Regions from separate parts of the Homo sapiens genome. Here region 2 is linked to region 1. A link is an interaction called in ENCODE POLR2A ChIA-PET data of the cell type or tissue named here. Cell type or tissue: PC-9. All regions are shown on one strand.

Region 1 (8,000 bases):
TTTATTTGTTCCCTGCAACAAACAAAACGTAAAATTCAGAGTGCTAACCAGTATCTATGTTGTAATGTGTGCCATAGAACACAGAATAAGCCAATCTAAACTCATAAAAAATGTGTGATGAGCACTCAAGATATGCAGATGAGAGTTGAAAAGAGAATCTTCTACACTATACCAGATACCTCATTTTCTAATCTTGGCTATATAGATAGATAGATATTCTAACTTGGCAATATACCATATATATATTCTCCCATGCATATATATTCTACCTTGGGTCATTTAAAGTTTCATATTTTGCTTATAATAGTTTCAGTAGGAATTTGCTCACTATAACACATGGAATCTTAACAAATAGGCAGGTGTAGATCACAGAGAGCTTTGACAATCATGTTAAAATATTTGAACTTTTTCTGAAAAACAATTAATAAGCCAAAAATTGACAGAATTTGTACTTTAAAAGATCACATTCTTTTATCAGTGTGTGATAGATTAGAAGAGAAGAAGATTAGACACAGAGAAGTTCACTAGCCGTCTATTATAATAGTTCAAAGAAAAGATCTTGGATGTCTTGGAATAGGATATGTTAGTGGAATTAGAGATACATAGACAAGTTTAAAGGTGTTTTGGAAAGTGAACTAAAAAGCTTGGTGTTTATTTATATGGACTGGGTATTGTAGGTTAGAGGAAAATAAGGGTCAGGAGTGATTCTAAAGTTTCTGTTTGAGGCAAATAAATGATTGTTCCATTGGCCAAAATCGAATATTAAATGAGGAGCAAATTTTGCAAGTTGGGTAGGAGAGGGCTCTGGAAAGTAATGAGGTCAATGGTGAACATACTGAATGCATTACCTATAAGACAGCCAGACAAAATTTCTAGTAGCAGGTTGGATATACTGATTTGAACGTTTTAAATGGATGACTGTAGGTGCAAACTGAAGTCATAAGCATTACCCTACTAATTGAACCAAGGAAATTGATAAGGTCACTGAGAGTAGAAACATCCGAAAAGAAAAGCCTAGGGCTAAGGCAGAGATCTTTATTAATAAAATATTTAAAGACAGAGAAAAGGTGTTTTAATATAGTGAAAGTGAAGCAATGGCTAGATAAATAGAAACAATTCATAAGTGTGTATACTATGGAAGTCTAGGATAACTTTGGTAAGAGTATTTTGGACAAGAGATAATGTAAAACAATGCGGAGGATCAAGAAATGAGACTGAAATGAGTCTCATTTACACATATGTGATTAGTGTGATGTGGAAACCAGCAATGAGAGTCTAACAGAAAAATTTCTGGATACGTAAAGAAATATATTTAAACGATCTAATGCATGTATATAGAAAATGTACCAAGTTTTTGATAACTCAGAATCTCAACTAATAATACAAAACATTTCTATTCTGTTTCTTCTGTTTCGTCCTCTTTTTACTTAAATGAGACACATTTAAGGTATGCAGAGACATTTCTTTGTTGTTAGAATAAGAAGCATATAGATGTTCACTTCTATGGTAGCTGTCTTTATTCTGCCACATATGTGCCGTCCTTACCCTCAAAAACAATACTGGAAATACACAGACATCAGAAACTTGAATATTAGGCAGAGAAGAAAGAGAAGAAGAAAGAAAAAAGTAAGGAGAGAGAAAGAAAAAGAAAACAGAAAATGAGGGGAGAAAAAAGAAGAGAGCAGAGGAGAGAACAGAAGAGAAAAGAAAGAACAATTTTAAAGAAGAAAAGAAAATAACTATATTATTTTGACAATTTTCTGTTCTTAGGCCAGTAGTTTTCTTTTTTGAACCATTTTCTTGACCTTTTCATCAACTCTGATGGAGAAGCTACAGTCATTACAAATCAAAATGAAAGTTAAAACAAGACACTCAAATACTGTGACTAGTGTGTTGCTTTTTCTGTTCTTGTTCTCTAACATTTAATTTTTAAAAGATTATTTCAGAATCTTTCCTTTATATTTGTGATTTAGAAAACAGTCTGTAAAAGCAAAAGTGAACGTCAATGAACTGAGATTACCTAAATGGTGTATTTTGAAAAGTCCATTGAAGCATGATCTTATCTCTGTATCTATTTTCACGTTAACTATCTCAAATGGAGTATTTTGTTCATTTGCTCTTCTTGAGACAACTGTTAATGAACATATGGAAAATACGATTTATATTTCTTGAAGTAAACGAATGTTTCAAGTAGCCACCTTCTTGAGGAGATTAGTAACAGACATTGGAATTTACTAGCTCCAGGTAACTTGCTACACCTAATCACAAAGCACTCCTGACTACCTGTTGTACTGCCCTGGAATACCTTAGTAGACGGTGAAGCACGCAAGAGGGGAAAAGAAATTTTCATTTGGTGCCGAGGAAATAACTCTATAGCACATTTGAGATGAGATCTAGAAATTTCCTTCCTGCAGTTGGTTCACTCAGATTTAGCAAAAGGAGTGGAACAGCAGCAAACATGCTCTAGAATGTAGAGTTTAAGGGAAGAAAACAGAGCCTCTATTGAAAAGTTAAAAATAAAGATTTCTTACTTTAAGCAAATTTTTCACAACTTGCTATAGTTGAGAATTAATATAATTATCAGTTTTACTAAAGAAAGCTTTGCAGCAATTACACTTAATTTCCATATAATGAGAATAAAATAATTTAGCACATGACTCAGAAGCAAATCAACAGGACCTCTAGAAGTAATTTCAGACTAGATTACATTACTGATGTTAGTTATAGATTTCTGCAATACTCTTTGACAGAAAAACAAAATACATACAAACACCTCTCTTTATGAATTGTCATTTGTTTAGTCAAATATACACAGTTTCACTTCAGACAAAAGTTCAGTACACAGTTTCACTTCAGACAAAAGTTCAGGCATTTTTAAGTAAATTATTATCTTTTTAAAATTTTCATTAAATCCTAAGTAATAAAGACTATCCATATATTATTCAGAATTGGGGGGGGGGGTTGTCATAATCTTGAGTCTGCTGTCCGGCATAAGAAAAAAGCTGGTCATAGTGGTTGTAGTTCCCCTGACCAATTGTTTTTCACAATTACTTCTTTCCATCTGGTATTGTATGCCACAGATAACTAGTCTTAAAATCAACTAGCTCTGACTGTTACTACTAGAAAATAGCTCTAAAATTTAGGAAGGTATTTGAATGCAATATAAAGTACCATTTTGTAATATACTTAAAGTTATAAAACACTGAAAATTAGAAACTCAAGAATAGCTTATCACAAATAGCTTAGAAGAGTAGGTAAGACAAAGCTAGATTAGCACAAAGATATACAAATAAAGCATTTAAACAACAACGACGACAATAACAAAAAGGTTCATACATGTATTGCTACCTAATTTAAAATAAAGCCCACTGCGATTCAGTGGGGGAAAAGATGGCCTTTCAAAAATGAATGATGTTTAAATCATTGGATAACAATATGAAAAAAGTGAAACTTGACTTCCACATCACATAATAAATAAATTAAATCAGAAAAGAATGAGAGACCAAATGTAAAAGGGTAAACAATAAAGCTTCTAGGGGATAGGGAATATATCCATGATCCTGGAGTAAGCAAAGATTTCATAAACAATGCACAAAACTATAAAATGCATTAATCCTAAAGCAAAAGATTGGCAGGGGTCTTAATTAAAATTAAGAATTTGTATTAAAAAGGCATGATAAAAAGAATGACAAGCCATAATTTGGGAAAATAGTTTTATAATTAATATATATAATAAAGAACACGTGTAGAATATTTAAAGAAATCTACAAGCAAATATGAAAAAAATACAATTCAATTAAAAAACAAAATTGACAAAGACTTAAAAACACAATTCAGTTAAGCATATAAAAAGTTGCTCAGTCTTATTAATTACCAGGGAAATACATATAAAAATTACAATGATATATCATTACATAGTTGAAAAATGGTTTGACATTATCTGCTATTGCTAAGCAGCTGCCAACCTGTTAAATCAGCAAATTCCACTATTAAGTATAGTGAATCTATATCCAATATCCAAACCATGGTAGTTTTGTTCATGATATGAATAAATCAGATGAAAACTTAAGCTCACAAATAACCACATGAATATGCTACTATGATATATTCATGCAAGCAAACGTCATGCAGTGATTTTTTTTAAATACAAGAAAAGATGCACATAATAACATGGCTAAATTTCATATATATAATGATGAGCAAAGAAAGCCAGACACAAAATAGTGTACTTTATATGCCTATATTTACAAAATGATTAAAAAGAGAAAAAACTAACCAATGAGTGATAGAAGTCAGAATTGTAGTTGCCTCAGGTTGGGAAAAGTGGGGGATTAAAGGTGAAGGGGAATAACAGAGCCATCTGGAAACAGTTTATTCAACTGTTTTTATCAAACCCTGTTAGATTGCTAGACCACACAGTACAAAGTTATTCCCTGTAGTCCAAACAGAAGCTACAAAAGTGCAGTGGGTTATTGTGATTCAAAATGTACATAAAATGATGACTACAAATTTCTTCTACTACAGTGTAACTTCTATAACATAGACTTCTTTGTAGACAAAACTTCAAGGTTTTATCTCACACAAGCCCCAGCACAATGATCTGCACTTCAAGGACACGATCAGTATTCTAAATTTACTTAATTAATGGATGTTAGAATTTTAAACTGCATCTTTATCACGTATATATCCTTGTCAAGAAGGACAATGTCATTATCTTTACTAACATATGAAGGAAAACCAATAAGCTTCTACACAGCTCTTTTTAAAACTTTGGATATTTGTGGATAACTATGTAAAATCAGTATGTGGGAATATAAGTATAAAATTAAAAATAAGTGTCCCAAAGTATTTTGTGGATAAAGATATGGATGAAAAATCAGTAGACGTGAAGGGTATGACATTCTTGATGTTCAATGTAGATGTAGTATTATGATACACATAAAAATGCTCTTGGCCTACAATTGCCCCCTTCTTTATTTCTATATATGATTTGCTGTATTTTGACTTATTATAAGAGTACTCACACTATTAGTTTAGGAGAGAGATTAATTTTAAAACATTTGGTGTTTTCCTTAATCAAACAAATTTTATCCTTTGGAAATATATTGCCCAGAATAAAATTTCTACCCAAGATTTAGTAAGGGATGGAATTCATAGTGACAAAGATTTGGGGGAAAAAGTCCTCAGCGCATCTTTCCCATATCATTGGTTAAGTCTTTTTAATGAAAAACTATGAATTTAAATGAGACAGTTTAATAGATGCAAATTAAGATAATGGAAATTAAAAGTGTAAGTTAGAAGAACATTGTTTTCACAGGTGCTAAAATAGCAAAGGTTATTAAAGAAGTTCCCTGGAATTACACTACAGACGAAGGGTTGCTAAATTATTCCTATAGACACTAATACATCAAAGCACATTTTCATAAAATTTAAATAAAGCCAGTCTTTTTTGAATATAAAATGTTAAATTCCTCTTAAACCTAACAAAACTCAGAATTTTATTAATTTTATGCTATAAATGTATTAGAAAAATGGAATAATTAGACATTTATTCCAAATTCTGAACAGTAAAATTATGCAATTAGCATCTCCTATTATTTACACTCACTTCCTTTTCCTTTCTTGGCTGTTAATTTAAGATGTTATGTTAGTATTTTTTTTTTAATTTTTAGAATTGAGACCCTAAAGTTAGAGTCATAAAATTATATCATGTAAACAAAAAATTAATGCATAAGGCAGAGATGACAAGAGTGACACATCGCTGCTTATGACTATGAAATTTATTTCTGTTCGTAATTACGTGAATCAGCAATTTTATTAGCGAGTTTTCTTTCCCAGTTGCAATTCAGCAATGTGCATGGGAATTCAAGGTCTTCACCTTAATGTGACAACACTCACTAAGTGAGGAAGATCCTTGTTTTTAATGTAAAATTCACATTAAATATATTTTAACTTTAAAATCTAATATTTCAAATTAGAAGCTTAAAATCAAATAGATTAAATAAATTGCTGAACATTTCTGTGATCTGGCACATACTAAATGTTAATCCCTATAATTAATATCTAGCTTTTTCATTTACTAACAAGCTGTGGGTGTGAATTAGTTTTTCGGGAATTCACCATTTCATCATTTTAATGCTATTAAATTATTGTCAGCATACTTAAAACATTTTGAATATTTTAAAGTAAAATGATGAAGAAAGGTTAGTATTCTCTCAAGGAAGTTGTCATAATAATTTGATAATTTTAGTGCAAACAAAAAAATAGCAGCAGTCATATAAGGAATAAATATTATTTATACATAAATTATCTTCCGTGCTTTCTATCTGTGCTCCTTTAAATAGAGTTATATTGGAACATGGCAACACCCATTAGCTTACATATTGTTTATGACTGCTTTCATGCTGTAATGTCAGAGCTCAGTAGCAGCAATAGAAATGATAAAACTTGCAAAGCCAGTACTATTTACTCTCTGGCCATTTACAGAAAAAGTTTGCTAATCCCTACTCCATAGACTCATACAAGAAGGATCATAATTCAACACCTCATCTTTTATTATAGGAGTTATGAAGAAATTATTTCAGGTAGATAGAGAGGATAAGGGGTCCTTGGTAAGGTTTTATTTTCTTTTAAAGCAGCTCCAGAAACATTTCTTTTCTAGCAGAAAAATGATTTGAAGGGCCAGGCCAGCAAGCTTTGGTATACAAATGCCAGCCTTTAGAAACTGGGTCCATCCAATATGGCGATTCCCGCCTTCTTCTCATCACCATGTGTGCCAAGCATCATGGCCGCCCCCAGATATCTCCATGTGTGCACGTGTGTACAACATCATAGCACCCTGAATTTGCATATTAAAAGGCTAGGGCCAGAGGGCCAGTATTTTTGCAGGCATATGAATGACATACCTTGTCAATCCAATCCCCTGGGCCCTGTGTAAATCAGACACTGCCTCCTCCAGCCTCCTAATATAACCAACTGTTTTCTGCCACAGGTAGGGTTTCCTCTCTCGGCTTGGAGCCCCCCTTTTAGCAGCCACGGCAGGCAAGCCCACAGGGAATAGATCTGCAGAGATAAAACAGGTTCCAGAGGAGCAATCTGAGACAGCTATTGAATTTCCCAACCCTTCCAGTCTCCCTACAATAGTACCATCAGCTTCTCCAGCTCCACCATCTCCAGTATATCCTACTCTCCCCTCTTCACTCTTACCTCTGCAGGAAATGCCTGATAGAAATGGTGCCATGAGAGTTCAAGTTCCCTTCTCATTATAAGACCTTAAGCAAATAAAGGGAGACTTATGCTGATTTTCTGATGACCCCATTAGGTATATAGAAATTTTCCAAAATTTAACTCAGATGTTTGACTCCACAAGGTGGGATGTTATGTTGCTGCTAAGTCAGACCCTCACTGCAGCTGAAAAGGAGGCCGTTCTGAAGGCAGCAGAAAAATGCAGAGACAAGAAACATGCCTCCCATAGCAGATCAAGGGGAAAAGGGGATAGGGAAGGTGAGGAAGAAGTGGAAACTCCATTTCCACTAGTAAGGGAAGCAGTTCCAGTAGACAACCTGGATTGAAACTCCGATAACCCAAGAGATGAATGGAAAAGGAAGCACTTTTTAAGGTACATATAGGGGGCCTCCAGAAAACCAGGGACCAACCTCTCAATTACTCTAAACTGTCCATGATAGACCAAAGACCAGATGAGAATCTCACAGCCTTTATGGAAAAGCTGAGAGAGGTACACACCTCTTTATCCCCTGATTCAGTTGAGAACAGCTCATCCTGAAGGACAAGTTTATTACATAGGCAGCTCCTGATATTAGAAGGAAACTACTAAAGCAAGCTGTAGGACCAGAGAGCAGTGCAGAAAACCTCCTGAGAATAGCCTCTTTGGTCTTTTACAATAGGGATCTAGAAGAGGTCCAAGGCAAGGAGAGGAAATACAAGAGAAGGACAGAGGCTTTAGTGGCAGTGTTGCAAGCTTGCAAAGTCCAGGATCCCTG
Region 2 (8,000 bases), 180 kb before region 1:
TGCTTTCCTAAGACATAGATATTAAAATCCTTATCAGAATTTTTATACTAATAACCAAATAAATTAATAATTTTCAAAACAGTGAAAGCTCTTTATGTCTATAACATTAAGCATCGTACACTCCAAGCGTCCTTCAAAAGGACAACAAAGGTAACAAACTTTATTCAACAGACATTGCTAGCATAGAGCAGTCAAAAATACTTGAGGTTTCTCCTGTGTTAACACCTACTCATTGCAAGCTTGTTTCTCCTGTGTTAATACCTATTCACTGTAAGCTTGTCTTTGCTTTCATTGCTTCTTTAGCATTTATATTGAGGAAATCAAGAAAATGAGCCTCAACGGCAGTAGTTTTTATGCTCACCTACTCTCTCGTAACTCTATCCATGCTCTTTGTTCCTAAAGCTTTATTGTAAATCAATTATATTTACATACGTATATTACAAATATATAAAGAGTAACATTTATTTTTAAAATTATTCAATTAAAATATAATGCTAAATTGTATTTTTAAATATTATTTAAGATACTTTTAAAATGTATTTCAAAAGAAAGAACAGTTCAAACTTTCATTAAGGAGTCACTTGTTAAACAGTGCTGATTATGTAAAACAGTCACTTCGGAAGAAAAAATAATCATAAGGATTAATCCAAGCAATAATTATGCTGATGCTTTCCAAGGCTTTTGTATAAATAAAATTAATTATATTTTATGGGAAAAAAGCACAAAAGTACTTCAGTTAAATTGTTTCTCAAATAAGAGGTTCAGAATTCCATGTTTCTTTGCCCTCATATAAAGTGAGTACATAAATCATTATTTGAGATATGAATGCTCATGCAGAACATTTAAAGGTAGATTCATGCAGTATAGTATTATTTCAAGTAATGCCTTATCGCCATGTGCTTCCAGCTGAAAACCAACTGAAAAATAACATCCTGAGAGCTACAGAAAAGATTATTAAGCTAATGATTCCCCAAAAGGGAAAGAATATACATAAATAGCAGTGGGGTGGATGGTCTAGATAAGGATTATATATTATGCATTCTGAATTATTATTTGAGAAACCACACTGTCAGCATACCTTTCATCATGTTAATAATAAGCAACAGGTGGTTCAAGGGTAAAAAATGATGGCATTTATCCGCTCCATTCCCTCCAGAAGTCATCTTTGCAAAAACATAACTGTCTTACTAAAATGGTAATACTAAAACCTGATGAAAGTTTTTCAAATAAATCAATATTTATTTTTAGGTGTTGCATATACTTCAAAACAGATATTTGCATAAAATGTATCAGTAAATCCTTTTTAAAATTTATGTACAATTTTGATGGACTTTTTCCTTGAGATCCTAGAATAACTGAGAATGATATAGCAATAAAATCTCCATCTCTATAGAAATTGACTCCATAAATTCTAGCATATTTAGCTCTATAGTAGGCAACTCAGCTTGTCTCAATAGTTTAAGTCAAACACATTCACAAACTGTCCAAGTCCCTCAATAATTTAATAAAGTAATTTGAATAAAATAAGAGAATACTAAGTTATTCAAAATTTAAAATACATTTTAGAGAAGAAAGCTTTTATCTCTGCTCTCATTGAAGATAGTAATACTCTTACAATTCTCCCAGCGAGGAATCTTGTGTAGTTGATTTTATTAAAAAAAAAAAAAACCCAAAACAAATAGAAAACAGCATGCAACCAGTATTACCTACTAAATATATCCCATTGTTGGGAGGTCTTTCAAAAATTCATTTCTAGAAGATTTTAAAGCAGCCATTAAATAATGAAATGTCATAATGTCAAACACTGTTCAAATACTGATGAAGTGTTCAATTTTCGTTTTTGTTTTTGATTTTGCCAAATGAGGGCATGATAAACAAATTTTCTTTAGGTTTAGGAATATCTCACTCGCTATCCTTTTTGCTTGTACTCAATATTGGTGTAAACTTAAAACAAATATGCAACGGGTATGCTTTTATAAGGGCATTTATTTAGCAATAAAATGATGCTTAAGCTTTGTTCATGAAGTATGTAGGCAAGGTTCTCCATTAAATATTCTCAATCAAATGGCTAAACCTAATTTTAAAGTAAAAATTTGTGTTTCTTCAGGAATCCCTCTGCTAGATTTGGCTTGTCAGCTACTTCATGGAGAGGCTGAGAGAATGGGTTAGAGGAGGCAGGATGAAAGCTAGCCTAGGCTCCCTTTTATTTTCCTAAATGGTGACTGAGTCGGAGCTGATGAAAGAAGTTAACTCATCTCCACGTAGTGCACTGCAGATGGACTCCACGAGAAATTCTCTCAAATGTCACGGTAAGGATTGGCAATGTGTCTAGGAACCACTCTCGCTCCAGTTCAGGCCTTCCGCGTTTTAAAGGGTGGGCTAGGGGCGGTATTCAGCCAACAGGGCGGCCTCCTCACTGGGACAACCAAATTCAAGGCTTCCAGTTGTATCGTGCTCTGTACGTGAGCAGCTCTTACTGGGCTCCATTCAGATCAGGTGAGGAAAATAAAAATGACTGGCAAGCCATGGCCACTAGCTTCAAGTGTGGAAACCTGGCTCCCTCTTAATAACCCTTTTGAAAACTCCCCAGGGGAGTCTATGGTTTAACTCTTTTATCGCTGTCACCTGCAATCCTCCCGCCCTCGCAACCTCTTCCCGCAGAGTTCAAGGCAGTGATTCATTTTGGAATAAAATATAATCAAATGCATTGCAAAGATGTTCTAGATTAAAGTCATGTCGAAGCACAAATCTGATCGACAATTTTATGTAAGCGGGAGCGTTCAACGAGTCCTTACTGGTGCCGCCAAACATCCTCCCACCCTTGGAGAGCGGGCATTTATAAATCTTACATCTTCCTACCTCCTCCCTCAAATTCCTTAATGGACCATTAGTGACAGGATCGATCCTAGTTACTTTAGTAGCGATACATCGCAAAGGCACATCTGCTGTGTTTACCAGTGCCAGAAACACCATTCAAAAGTTGAGAGGTTAGAGCCAGCACTTTGTAACCTTTGTGGGCCGGGAGGGGGCACAGGGGAGAGCAGGGTGGGGGAGGAAGAGTGTGAACCTGGTGAGACCTGAACTCCTGTGCATCCAAGAAACAAGCCCTTGAACCAGCTGGGAGGGGGCAGCGGAACTGTGAACTTCTCCAGCAGCCCTGCGCCGCCGCGTTTCCCTAAACCCCTCTCCTCAGAAAACGGAGCCCACTCCCCACCCACATCCGGCGGCCGCGGCCCCCGCCTCGGAGCAGCGCGCGCGTGTGCCCGGGGATGTGGGTGCGCGGAACTTACGTCTCGGAATTTGTTCCACTGTCCGACTTCCTTGTCATACTGAGAGATTGTGGTGAGCCATTGTTTATCATCCAGAAAATTACCGCCGTCCGACCGCCCCCCGGCTGCAGCCACCGCCGCGGCAGCTGCGAGAGACTGACTGCACCAAGCGGCTGCACACACACACAGTACGGCTGACACCTTGAGCATCTGGGAGAGGAGACACAACGGGGGGTGGGGGGGCATGTCAGTGTCAAATAAGGGGTACGAAGCCAGGAGCGACCCTGGAAAACATGCATTAGCAACGACGAGGGTAGAGGGAGGAGGAGACAAGCAGAGGCAAGCGTGTCCCCTCCCCGCAGGCTTTACCCCCAAAAGCCGGGCACTCACACACACGCAGACCCAGAGGAGGAGAGGTGGGTATAAGGAAGCAAGCCCCAGCCGCAGCAGCCCGAGCGGGCACAAAACCGCTTCCTGGCACATCACCTTGTTGTGAGCCAGCACTGTGCTCGCAGCTCCTGCTGGAAATGCAGCCCTGCTCTGCCAACTCGCTGCTTTCTGGAGCTGCTGCACGCGCCGCCGTCTCGAGCCGTCCACTCAGCTCCCTGCGCCCGGCGCGCTCCCCCCATCTCCACCCTCCCTTCGCGCGCGGATCTCCAGCTTACTCCCCTCCGTTCCCCCTCCCTCCCCGACCTCCGTTTTTTTCCTCTTCCACCTCCTCCTATCCCACCTTCCTCTCGCTGGATCCCAGCTACAGTTGGCTCCGGATAGGACGCTTGGCTGGAGCCAGAGGACGAGGTAGCTCCTAGCCTAGGAATCCTTATCTGCTTTGTAACCTCTCCCCTCCAGAAGAGGTTCTCATGTTCGCGAGACAGCCTGCTCATTCTCTGCTCCTGGATTTAACACAAAGTGTACTATCTCTCGCAGTTGCCTCTGCTCCACAATTTCCAGGGTTGTCAGGCAGACGTGAGAAACAAGATCTGAGGAAAACTTTATGCATTAATAAATAAGAATACCTGGACTTCCTACCCTGTAAAGCTCCTGAACTCAGCTCCTCCCTAAAGAAAGGCCATCTATCCACAAGGTCTTGGGAGATCTGTTTAATTTCAGAAAATTTAAAGTTTGCTGTGAGCTTCTGGATTACTACCGACAGCAAACTTTCATGTTAAAGGTTGCAGTTTCTTTTTTTCTTTTCCTTTGTGTGTGTGTGTGTGTGTGTGTGTGTGTGTGTGTGTTTTGTTTTGAGAGACAGAAGCATAACGAGGTAGGGCGTTTGAGAACACCTATATCTCCTACATACTGTAGCTGCATTTTTCCCTTTATAAAAACTCCCTGGCAGCTTTATTTTAGAACGTAGAACCTGAATCGGAAACTTTAAAAGCCTACTGTCTCCCTCCTGCAAAATAAGACAGTTTTGAAGCCCGAACACCAATTTTGTATTCCAAACTTCCATTTATGACAAAATATTTGGCTTTCCATGTCGTTTCTACATATTCTAAATAAACTGGAAGGAAATCAGTAATTAGCCCCTTGTAGAGAAAATCTGATACAGAGAATCTCTCATATTTAGAGAATTTAGGTGAAGTGAATATTACACATAAATCAAGAAATGTCTGCAAGCCAATAGACTGCAATAACATTATGAATCTCTATTTGAATTATTAGAGATTTCAGCCAAAACTACATCTCCCAAAGCTACGACCTTTGAACATTTCTTGTAGCCTCCAAAACTTCAGAAGCTATTCGAATAGCAGCAGTACACATTTTCCATATCAATCTCGTCTAACATTTTGCAATCTATATTAACAAAACGACCAAACTCAATGTTTAATGTTAATTTCCTTTTTTAATGTAATATTTCAAAATAAATGTATAATATGTATGGTAGGAAATATAAGTGTAATATTTATATAGGAAAGAAATTTCTATTACTATTTTTAACTCAGAAAAAGATGTTTTTCTCAATTCCCCCCATTTCTACAGTGATGAATGCAATTAGTGGAGAAAAACACGGAACATACTACTGCAATTCATGGGAGCCCTGATTGACACGAACAAATGTCAGAAAACTTTAAGAATATAGATGTGTGCTAATTCTTCAAAGATATTTATTTTTGCCTGTTCACAGAGGGTTATTACCATGTAGTTTACATATTTAAATTCTTGTTTAGTAAATTTATTAAGACAATAGTAGGTGGTCCATTCTCCACTATCACCTTTTCCTGACCCCTGGTCCTTTGACCTCCCACACTCTCATCCTTAGCTCTCTTCCTCAAAATTTGAAGAAATACTTTATTATTAATAAGAATATCTCATCATGTTTTAAAACCTCATTATTTCTAAATTTAAGTCTAATAGGGAAAGCACAGAAATTGTTTCTTACAAGAAACTGATACTTGGCAGAAGTCAGTAATTCTAAAAGTAAAAATGACCTTCTAACCTTTGTAACTTACCTTTTAAAAAGATAGTTGTTATTAGCTACAAAATACTTGATGAGGAATAATGCTCTAACACTCATCCCCTTCAGCATCTGCTATACATTTTAGCTCAATAACTGGCACCATCTAAGGCCAACATGGTCACCTTTAGATTTATGGAAGCACATATATTTATGTTTATACAGCATTTCCCCCCCAAATACGTCTATTTTGTGGCTGACTCTCCAATGTTCAGAGCATGTTTTCACATCTAGCTTTCACTGGCAGCTTCCCATACTGCAGCTCCACAGGGACGTCTCCAAGTTGTGAAATTTGTTGAAAACAAACAATGACAGTTGAATTCATCTTGGGAGAAATGCCTTTGATAGGGTTTTAAACTACAGATCTGAAGATAGAGTAGGATTTACTAGCAAATTGCAAGTTTAAAATTCTAAAGTCAAAAGAGGCAGAGTGAGCCTGTCTACAGTGTATTTGTGTTGGCCTGGTGTGGTCCAGTCACCTGACTGCTCCTACAGCTCCTTAAGCTTCTCTTTCCAAGCCATTGCCATTGTCTAGGCTAAGTGGGCATGTTGGTAGTGAGAGTCAAAGTCTAGTAGGTGTGATGTTGTGATGTTATTAATCACAGGGAAAGGTTTCTATCAGTTTCTCTATATATCAATATTTTGGTCCTCAAACAGCCTGCTTTCAAGGTTTAAATAATCCTAGGAGAATTCACACTTCAGTTAACACCTTGGTTATCAGTTATCACCTCAGTGGGGATTCATTGAAAGCTTGCTGAGAGCAAAACACAGCAGAGAATAATAAGGGAAGAGTATTAGGTGGGCAGTAAGATATTGGAAGAGAGTAGTCAGGAGCCTTGTATGTCAAGGTAGGTGAGTAGACAAGAAATACTTCACTGACTGCTTCCCAGATAGATGGAGAGCCAGTCTAAAAAACTGGAGAAGCCAAAAACGCAGAAAGTGGGGTGCAGCATATGAGGTGGGTAAAGTGAGACGCTGGTGCCAGGGCTGGGACTTGATTTTATTTTTCAGATCATGCTTTACAAAATTGGAACTCAGAGCAAGACACAGGGCTTCAGATTCCCAGCCCCTTTGTTGTCATTCTGCCACCTGATGCAGAAACATAGTTTAGATACATTATGAAAAGCCAATGCTGAGGCCACTGCTAGATTGAACTTTGCTTTCATATTTGTGTATTTGTCCCTTTAGTTGTTCTTTCTCTCTAAACGTTCAGTAAATCAGTCCACAAATATCTATCATGAAAGATGTAAGGAACATTTTTGATAGGTATTATTTTAATTAAATGTATTTCTTCTGAAGGTTTCCTTACCCTCATTTTCAGACATGACACAGCTCTAGAAATAAAAATGCTAAGCATATATAATGACAGCTGGTCCATTTCTAACCGCCTTTGAGGTTGGATCCATGACCTTCATATAACTCCATTTATTTAAATGCGTGCACAACGTGCACACACACACACACGGTGTGGTCTTTCATAGGTTATTTTTTTCCCCAACAACTATAAAAGCATGCTACTCCATTATCTGTAACCAACATGAGGATATGCAGGAAAGGTCCAATTTATTGCACATCTTCCATGTGCCACACACAGAGCCAGGCAATTTACATGCATGATACCTTTTAGCCTTCACTGCCTAAGATCCTATAGCTACTAAGTGCAAAGGAAAGTTCTGGAGAATGATCAAGCTACTTTGTTTCTAGATATTTTTTCTCTATGTAGAAATATCTCTGAATCATCTTCTGTTTATGCTCTTTAATTCTTCTGCCCCCATATCTTTCCTTCTCCACCTGTTGCATATTTATTTATCTATCTCTATTTCAGTAAGAGCTAGGACTCATCTATAATTAAAGGCAGGAAAAGAGAGAATGGCTACTTCAGGGAGCTTGCTAAGCTAGGCAGAAGCAGCTCCACTTGTATAATGAGCACCTTAGTCCCTGACTCAAATGATGACCCTGTCCACTGGAATCTTTCATCTCAGCAGCATCAAGCCAGTAGCCCAGCAGGCAATCCGACTGGTTGGCTGAGAAGAGAATTAACCAAGACTGCCTCTCTCTCCTTATTGCAAAAGTGTTTGCCAATCAAGCAAGTGTTGTTTGTCTTCCCTGTAGGAATACATGCTTCCCATTACCTTCCCAGCTGGTGGAAGGTAAGGAGACATGTGCATTAAGGGATTTCCAAGTGTCTGACTTCACCCAAAGCTGTAGTTTAATGATATATGAGTTAACCTAAAAACAAAATTTGGCCATTTCTGAAATATTTCATTATAAGG

What was found. ChIA-PET counts read pairs that join two places held together with the same protein. Peaks named below come from ENCODE experiments on the same cell type or tissue, not always from the same donor. Only the 100,000 strongest peaks of a DNase experiment are listed, where the experiment ranks them.
Region 2: POLR2A ChIA-PET joins it to region 1 with 19 read pairs; 2 of 35 experiments call an interaction of 5 or more read pairs at or near these places.

What each region holds. Positions count from the first base shown.
Region 1 is chr4:167,409,861-167,417,860 of GRCh38, forward strand. No RefSeq gene overlaps it. Among named protein-coding and RNA genes, the nearest start is that of SPOCK3, 180 kb to the left of the region's middle. In PC-9, no CTCF peak of the experiment used is centred here; no DNase peak of the experiment used is centred here.
Region 2 is chr4:167,230,695-167,238,694 of GRCh38, forward strand. It overlaps SPOCK3 (SPARC (osteonectin), cwcv and kazal like domains proteoglycan 3), which reads right to left and starts at 3,800. Exons shown (of 11, transcript NM_001040159.2): 1 at 3,756-3,800; 2 at 3,291-3,479. The coding sequence starts at 3,479. In PC-9, no CTCF peak of the experiment used is centred here; no DNase peak of the experiment used is centred here; H3K4me3 peaks cover 1,671 bases.